Regions from separate parts of the Homo sapiens genome. Here region 2 is linked to region 1. The links are chromatin loops, found by intact Hi-C in ENCODE. Cell type or tissue: natural killer cell. All regions are shown on one strand.

Evidence for each region. A loop is a pair of places that touch in the nucleus more often than their neighbours do. Peaks named below come from ENCODE experiments on the same cell type or tissue, not always from the same donor. Only the 100,000 strongest peaks of a DNase experiment are listed, where the experiment ranks them.
Region 2: it touches region 1 in a loop (7-fold over the local background); 2 of 110 quality-filtered maps call a loop at or near these places.

The regions. Positions count from the first base shown.
Region 1 is chr15:95,445,138-95,449,137 of GRCh38, forward strand. All of the region lies in intron 1 of LINC00924 (long intergenic non-protein coding RNA 924), which reads left to right. Among named protein-coding and RNA genes, the nearest start is that of LINC00924, 14 kb to the left of the region's middle. In natural killer cell, no CTCF peak of the experiment used is centred here; a DNase peak (open chromatin) is centred at 1,904.
Region 2 is chr15:95,862,572-95,866,571 of GRCh38, forward strand. No RefSeq gene overlaps it. Among named protein-coding and RNA genes, the nearest start is that of LINC00924, 430 kb to the left of the region's middle. RefSeq lists an enhancer at 1,861-2,120. In natural killer cell, no CTCF peak of the experiment used is centred here; DNase peaks (open chromatin) are centred at 2,060 and 3,030; H3K27ac peaks cover 2,382 bases.

The sequences.
Region 1 (4,000 bases):
CAAGAAGCTGTCCACTTAGGTGTCTCTAAGCAATGAATTCACTGGTGTCAATTTGTTGACACTCATTTATCACATATTTCCTATTGAACACAAACCCTGAGGTCATAACCAGGAGCTACTTACATCTCCACTTCCTACCAAACCCAAGGAGGGGTCTAATTGCCTTGGCCTGTGGTCTCTGGCACCCACACCAACCTTGATTCTGAACATGAAGGCATATTTGGTTTTCCTAGTCTTTGACTTATATCAATTCAGTATTCCAAAAGAAGATCCTGCTCTTACCTACGGCACGCTAGATCTGTAGTCCTTTAGAACATTTCCTTCTCATTATTTTACCTGTATTCTTGACCCCTTCTGTCCCTAAACCATAGCCTCAAGAATGGACCATAACTAAATATGGTAAATTGCTATGGTTTTCACGGCAGAGCAGTGGATCAGTAAGAAATGTTCCTAATATCTCAAATAACCTGAAATTAATTCACTCATACAGTCATCAAATCCTGCTTCAGTTGGTCTCAATGAATAAAATACTAGTGTTTGGATACCACCTTATTTACTTCTCCCTCATCCTAGAAAACTATCGCCTGATAATGCCCATAGGTACATAGAAGATACCATACACTTATAACCAGCAGGTTTTTAAAACTTAAACAGGAATAGGGAGCCTAGAGTCCTATACTTGGGCTTTAGAGTTGGACAGATTGAGCTCTAAATCCTAGTTCTACCAATTTTCTTTTCTTTTCTTATTTTATTATTATTATTATTTTTGAGATGGAGTTTCTCTCTTGTTGCCCAGGCTGCAGTGTAATGGCGTGATCTCGGCTTACTGCAACCTCCGCCTCCCAGGTTCAAGTGATTCTCCTGTCTCAGCCTCCTGAGTAGCTGGGATTACAGGCACCCACCACTATGCCTGGCTAATTTTTGGTATTTTTTTAGTAGAGATGGGGTTTTGCCATGTTGGCCAGGCTGGTCTTGAACTCCTGACCTCAGGTGATCTACCTGCCTCGGCTTCCCAAAGTGCTGGAATTACAGGCGTGAGCCACCGCACCCGGCCTAGTTCTTCCAATTTTCAATGTGTGGACTTGGGCAAGTCACTTAAACTCTCTGCACTTTGTTTATAAAATGGGAGCAATAATGTCTTCCTGATTGGGTCGTTTCAAGGATTAATGAAATGGAATAAAGAATACATGCCTAGATTCCACAGCAACATCGTTTTTGGTCTGAATTCAGGGTCCCTCACTTACCAGGTGTGATCTGCGGGCAAGTAACAAATATTTAACTTCTCTCTCCTCCAATTTATCATCTATTAAATGAGAATGCTAATAGTAACCATGTCATTGAATTACTTTGAGTGTTAATTCAGTTAGTATTGACAAAGTGTTTACAAAGTGCCTGGCCATGGTAAATGTTCAATAAATGTAAGCCGTTGTAAATGATATTATTGTAATATAGTATCGCTTATATTACTACCCATAATAACCAAGATCATGAGGTGAATATTAACAGTCTTCTTGGCAGATTTGACTTGAAATCAACTACAGTCCACTGATTGAAGGGTGTTAAACCCAAAGGCTGAGGGACAAAGTGTCTAATGTGACCCCCTAAATGGGGACACTTTGGGAACCTTTAAAATGAATAAATCGTATTATAAATAAATAAATAAATATATATATATATATATATATATATATATATAAAGTTGAAGGTACTACAGGTAATACCAGGATTAAAGGATAAAACAGTCTCTTGTTTCTCTAGTGGTATAATGAAAGTAAAATATGTACAAAAATATCTCCAATGCAAAGCAGGAAGTAGTAAATGTCAAAGACATCCACAGATGTGGTACAATTAAAGTGCTAAGGCGGTAGAGGGTTTCCTGTATAAGGAACCAGAAAGGGTTCTGCAGAGGAAGTGGCATTTCTTGACAACTTCTAGCTTCTGTTAAAGGCCCTTCTGCTGACCACTAACCCTCTCCTCATTACCACAGGGTAAGAGTTACCCCATGCCAAGAATGCTCACTTTCCTTCCCCTGCTTGGTGAGCAAGTGCTCATCTTGTAAGACCTCATCAAGGGTTACTTCCCTGATCCCCTTTCTCCAATAAATTCGGCCCTCCTTTATTTGGGAACACATGACTTTGTACCAACGTCTCTCTCTCTTGATCTTGTAATTCATGTTAGCTTTTCTGTAGTTTTCACTGGACTGTGATTTCTGTAAGGGCGTGGACAATGCTTTGAATTCTCAGTGCCAAGAGATTTAAAATTTTTTGGAGTGAATGAACTCTGCTTTTTACAATGAAGAAATCTAAAGAAAAGAAAAAAAATTATTGCTCTCAGTGAGCAGAAGCGTGGAAGAAAGGGAGGGGGAAAGAGCTAGTTGTTTGCGATTGGCTGATGCTGTGTAATCTGATTTAATTGTCAGGATCCAAAGATTTTTAGTTGGCATTCCTATCTCCTTTTACCCTGTGGATGCTGAGATTGAGAGAAATTAAAGGCCTTGTCTAAAGCCACAGAGCTGTGAAACTGAGTAACTGGGATTTAAGCCCAGGTGGTTTCCTTCACTGCGTGATGCTCCCAAATGGAGAAATCCATCATTATGATGTTACTAGGCTGTAAAAAAGAAAACAGCCACTTGGACACAGTCTAAAGAGTCTTTTCTACCTCCCCTCAGGACCACCATGGAGTCTGATCTTTTTAATAAAATAAAATAAAATAAAATTTGCCTACCTGGAGAACGGGTAATCGATTCCTGAGGGAAGAAAACCAGTGTTTCTCTCTTTCTTATTCTGTCCCCTCTTCCTCAATCTCTCCTTCAACCTCTCTGCCTCCACTCCTCTCTCTGATATGGAAGAGTTTAACTTCCTAAAGTCATGACGATAATTGAGTCAAACCTCTGCTAGGATGTTGGTTTATCCCCTCAGGAGTCTGACCTGAGCTTCAGTTCGTAGGATAACATACAATTTAAATTTTGATTTAAATTTCCTATATAATGGGAAATAAGCCAAGCTGAAATTTTGTTTAAAAAATTGTTTTTTCAGGAAAAATCAGAGATAAATGATTTATAAGATAAAATAGACATTATTTATAATTAAGAAAAACTAGAAATAACGTCAACATTCAATAATAGAAGTTTAATAAACTATGGTAACTTATAGGATGCAATATTCTATATTTATTTAAAATGTTTCCAAAGAATATAGAAGAAATGGAGTATGGTTGTGATATATTACTAATTCAGACATCAAAATACAAAGAAAGCAAAATTTTAATTTTATAAAGCTAATATATACATAAATGTGTATATATTTGGAGAAAAATTATGAAAAGATTGGAAGATGATACACTAGAACATTAACAATGGCTAGTTCTGGTTGATTTTAGCTGGTGATTCTATAGTTTTCTAATTTTCTACAATTAACATGGAATACTTTTGCAATCAGAAAATAATTTCAGGTTTGACAAATGCTTGTTAAGCAGGTGGAATCTCATCTTGAAATTCTTCCTAGAAAAAAAATTTTTTTTTGCTGCTTCATCCCAACCATTGTTTCCAGGAAGGAAGCTCTGTTATCCTGAAGCTTATGTTTATTCACACTGCCTCACTCTTGCTCATGTCAGTCTGCATTCTAAAAAACATTCTGATACAGTTCAGTGCACCGAAAAGAATGTAAGCTTCAGAATCAGGCAAATCTGAGCTTGAGTCCATCTTTCCATATTTCTTAGCTGTGCAATCTTTGGAAAACTGTATATTCTTTGAGTTTCAGCTTCCTCATCTAATGAGAACAGAATGGGACAGCATTGGCAGAAGCCACAGAGGCCCTCAGATACAATGTAATAGTAGTCATCAACACAGGTCATTAGGTTCTCTTGCCTCTCCTTCTGTGTACCCATCCAAATTTACTCATCCTTAAGGTCTGACTCACATTTTAGTTCCTCTACAAAGTCTCCCATTACTCTCTCTGCCAAATTATGAAGTCTTCAATTTTTAAGAATGCTTTCTGTAGAA
Region 2 (4,000 bases), 420 kb after region 1:
TGGTGACACTGGGGTTCATTTTGTCCATCCAGAAGACACCTATTGTGTTCAGACTTTTAGAGAACATTCTGAGTTACACTTTACATGCCCTTTCTCACTTTATTTTCTCACTGTATTACAAATCCTTGTGTTTATGTCTGTCTCCCCTTTATAAGTACCACTTAGGTATATGGGCTTCTTTAGGGCAAATACACTGTCTTACTGCTTTTTTGATCCTTGAATCTTAGCACACAATAGTGAGAGAAGTTCAATATCTTTAACTGTATATGCCCCAGAGGAAGTAGACAGCAACTTTATAAAAGGTTTGGCCGTCTAAGGTAACTTCAGAATGGAGCGTGCCTTATGAGTATCAGACAGAAGCGGAGTGTTGGGGCCATGCCTGTTCAATGGAATCAGTGAAAATGCAGGTCTACGTTCTCTTGGTTATTCTAGATCTCATCAGTCCCCAGAAGGTGTGCGCTCAGCTTGTGCTTACCAGACATCACCAGGCTATTATGCAGATGGAAACCTGCTGGAACAGTGTTGGTCAAACACTTTTCTGAGAGGTCAGTCTAGGATCAGACGTCGGGGAGGTAAGATGAGAAAGACTGCAGTTTTTCCAGCACTATCTTCTCAGAGTGGCCAGGGCAAACCTGACTAATGGAGGAACTTCCAACAGTAGGCGTGGGCAGTCACTCCCCAAGAACCAAGCCCAGCATTTTAACCTTAACCACTGAAGAGGAAGGAGCAGCTATTACCAAATGTACAAGATGACCTTATATTTACCATGAATTATATTCCTGGGGAAGGCATTGTAGTTCAAAAGGAGGTGAGGATAATCTGATTTTCCCATGGAAGCAAGGCTTTAATGGGATTCTGTGTCGGTCCAAGGGTCTACTGCTTGAGGACTTACAGAAATGACAGCAAACACCACATTTAATTAAAAGCATAACACACCTGAGTGCTATAAGGTGCAAAGCTTTCCAAGGTGTGCGGAAGCTGTTTAACTGGGAGCGTAATAAGAAGTTCTTTAACTTTTATCCGATTGTATTTCTTTAAGAAAGCTCCTGCAGAGGATAATGGAAAAACATGGAATTTAAATAAAACATTCAAAGTTGACGATGGCAGAGAAGCTGTGCAAGACAAGCAGAGACAAAGGCATATCATGGTGCAGAAAACCCCAGCAATACCATAGGCACAATGCCCACTGCAAGAACTGCAAGTAGTGGCACAGATGCAGTTGGCCACACAGTTGATATGTAAATCACAGTCTTAAGCTTAAGAAAACCATAAATAAAAGCACAAATAATATTCATCAGTGAGAGCCCATGAACAAGAAATCCAGGCTCCCCAGTGCTCAAGTTAAAAGATCACTGTTGGCAGGGCACAGTGGCTCATGCCTGTAATCCCAGCACTTTGGGAGGCCACAGTGGGTGGATCACCTGAGGTCAGGAGTTTGAGACCAGTCTGACCAACGTGGTAAAACCCCATCTCTGCTAAAAATACAAAAAAATTAGCCTGGTGTGGTGGCGGGTGCAGATAATCCCAGCTACTCGGGAGGCTGGGGCAGGAGAATCACTTGAACCCAGGAGGCAGAGGTTGCAGTGAGTGGAGATCGCACCATTGCACTCCAGCCTGGGTGACAAGAGCAAGACTCTATCTCAGGCCAAAAAAAAAAAAAAAAAAGGAAAAAAAATCACTGTCTACTTTTTCCCTAAAAGAGAGAGAAAAAAAAGGGGGATGCACAAGAGGGGGAAGAAAGGAAGAAAAGGAAGGGAAGGAAAGAAAAAGGAAGGGAAGAAAATTAAAAGACCCTCTGGCTAAACATCCCAGGTTCCTACTTCCTAGCAAGGGTTTCTTTGCTAGAGTTTCAAAAGAAAGAGGTAAATGAAGTGTGGGGAGAACACAGAGGTGTCAGATACATTTCCATAAAGCTGTGTGTATTTTCAGAGTATTAAGCTTAATGTGGTGAGTGCAGTGAAACAGAAAAGAATTTCAGACTTTAGAGCTGTTAGTAAACAAAGCTAAACAAAAGATGAAAAAAATTTGCAAATGTGGTGAAGACAGTTGAAAGATGTCACATGTTTCTCTATCTCTAGTGTGGTTTCAAAATAGACTAAGAGGGCCAGGTGCGGTGGCTCATGCTTGTCATCCCAGCACTTTGGCCAGGGTGGATGCATCACTTGACGTCAGGTGTTGGAGACCAGCCTGGCCAACACAGCAAAACCCTGTCTCTACTAAAAACACAAAAATTAGCCAGGTGCAGTGGCGTGTGCCTGTAATCCTAGCTACTTGGGAGGCTGAGGCATGAGAATCACTTGAACCCAGGAGGCAGAGGTTGCAGTGAGCTGAGATCATGCCACTGCACTCCAGCTTGGAAACAGAACAAGAGTCTGTCTCAAAAACTAAAAATAAAATAAAAATTAAAAAAAGAATAGGAGCAGAGAGAGAGAGAGAATCAAATGGATGTTTCCTATAGATTCCAGTTGGATCAGGAATCAGGAAAGCCAATACAATTGAATCCTTCCTTTTAGATTAATAAATCAATATTTGTCCAAACTCTTTGAAACAGATGATGTTTTCCCATTAAATAAGTAGGACAAATTATAAATTATATGAGACAGTAAACATTCAAAAATAAATACAATACTATAATTTAATTTCTTAAGTATATTTTCCACTTAGGTTTAAATCGTGTGTCCTTATGTGTGTGATCTTTCCACCTCTGTCACTACTTTTATTCTAGTCTTTGGAGAGAAAGGAAACATCCCGTATGGATGCAGTCTGGCTTCTGAATCCAGAAGGCTCACATCAAGGATGATGCTGCTATATTGTTGTACCAGCATAAAAGAAGACATCCAGGTGGTGTTGGCAAAATTACGCAAGAGGTTAATTTCCTCTTCCTCCTGGACAGACAGCCAGTCTGCCTCTCTCTTCTTCCCTTGAAGTTGGCTGTGGCCATATGACAGTGATTAGACTAATAGAACTTAAGAAACGTGATGTCAGTCCTAGGCAGACATGGTCAACAGAATTTCAGACTTTGTATCTGTTAGTAAACAGAACTAAACAAAAGGTGAAAAAACTTTGCAAATGTGGTAAAGACAGTTGAAAGATGTCACACGTTTCTATATCCCCAGTGTGGTTTTAAAAAAGAGTAAGAGGGCCAGGCGTGGTGGCTCATGCTTGTCATCCCAGCATTTTGGGAGGCTAAGACGGGTGTATCACTTGAGGTCAGGTGTTCAGATTGTTCAGGAACAATCCTCCATGCCCTTTCTCCTGCAGCAGCCCTGGCACCTGCTGAAGAAGTGAGAGCCACATGCTGGAAAGCACCAGGGCCTCTGACAGACTTCTGGAAGGACACCACCTTGGAGAAAAGTCTACTTCAAACTTATGTGACTGACAAAGAAATCATATTGTATGAAGCCACTGACATGGGGAAGAATTGCTATTTACAATAGCCATGATCACCATAAACAAAGATAGTCACCCCAGCAATTCTCCTTGTCTTTTCCCCCTTTTTTACTACCAGAGGGTTTGGGTCCCTGGTGCACATAAACCTGACGAACTCCAAGCTACTGAGCCTCCTCACTGTTGCCAGGCACACACTCTCATGTCTGATGCCTGCCAGGTAGGCACTGCATGTGGCAAAATCACTTTTCATAGTCCTCACAGCATCCCCATGATTACCATGTTAAGATCAGTGAAATGAGATGAAGAGATACAACAGACTGTGTAGTACAGACCTCTAGGAGACACAATTCACATCTAAACAATGCCTTCTAAATTTGCTCAGTGTACAACCTGCACAACCAAATGTCAATTGCTAGGTAATGTCAAGAGGAAATCTCTTTATCTGCTGTGATATCTTTCCCATCTTCAGTTCCTAGCAATTGTTCTCCGCTTTCTCCTTCCTGAAATCTCTCACTCCTTGGGAAGTTTCTATCCTATTAAGGAGCCTTGTGGCACAACTTTCTTCCCACCATAAAGTCTATTTGCCGCTGGGTTGCTAGGGTCAGCTCTG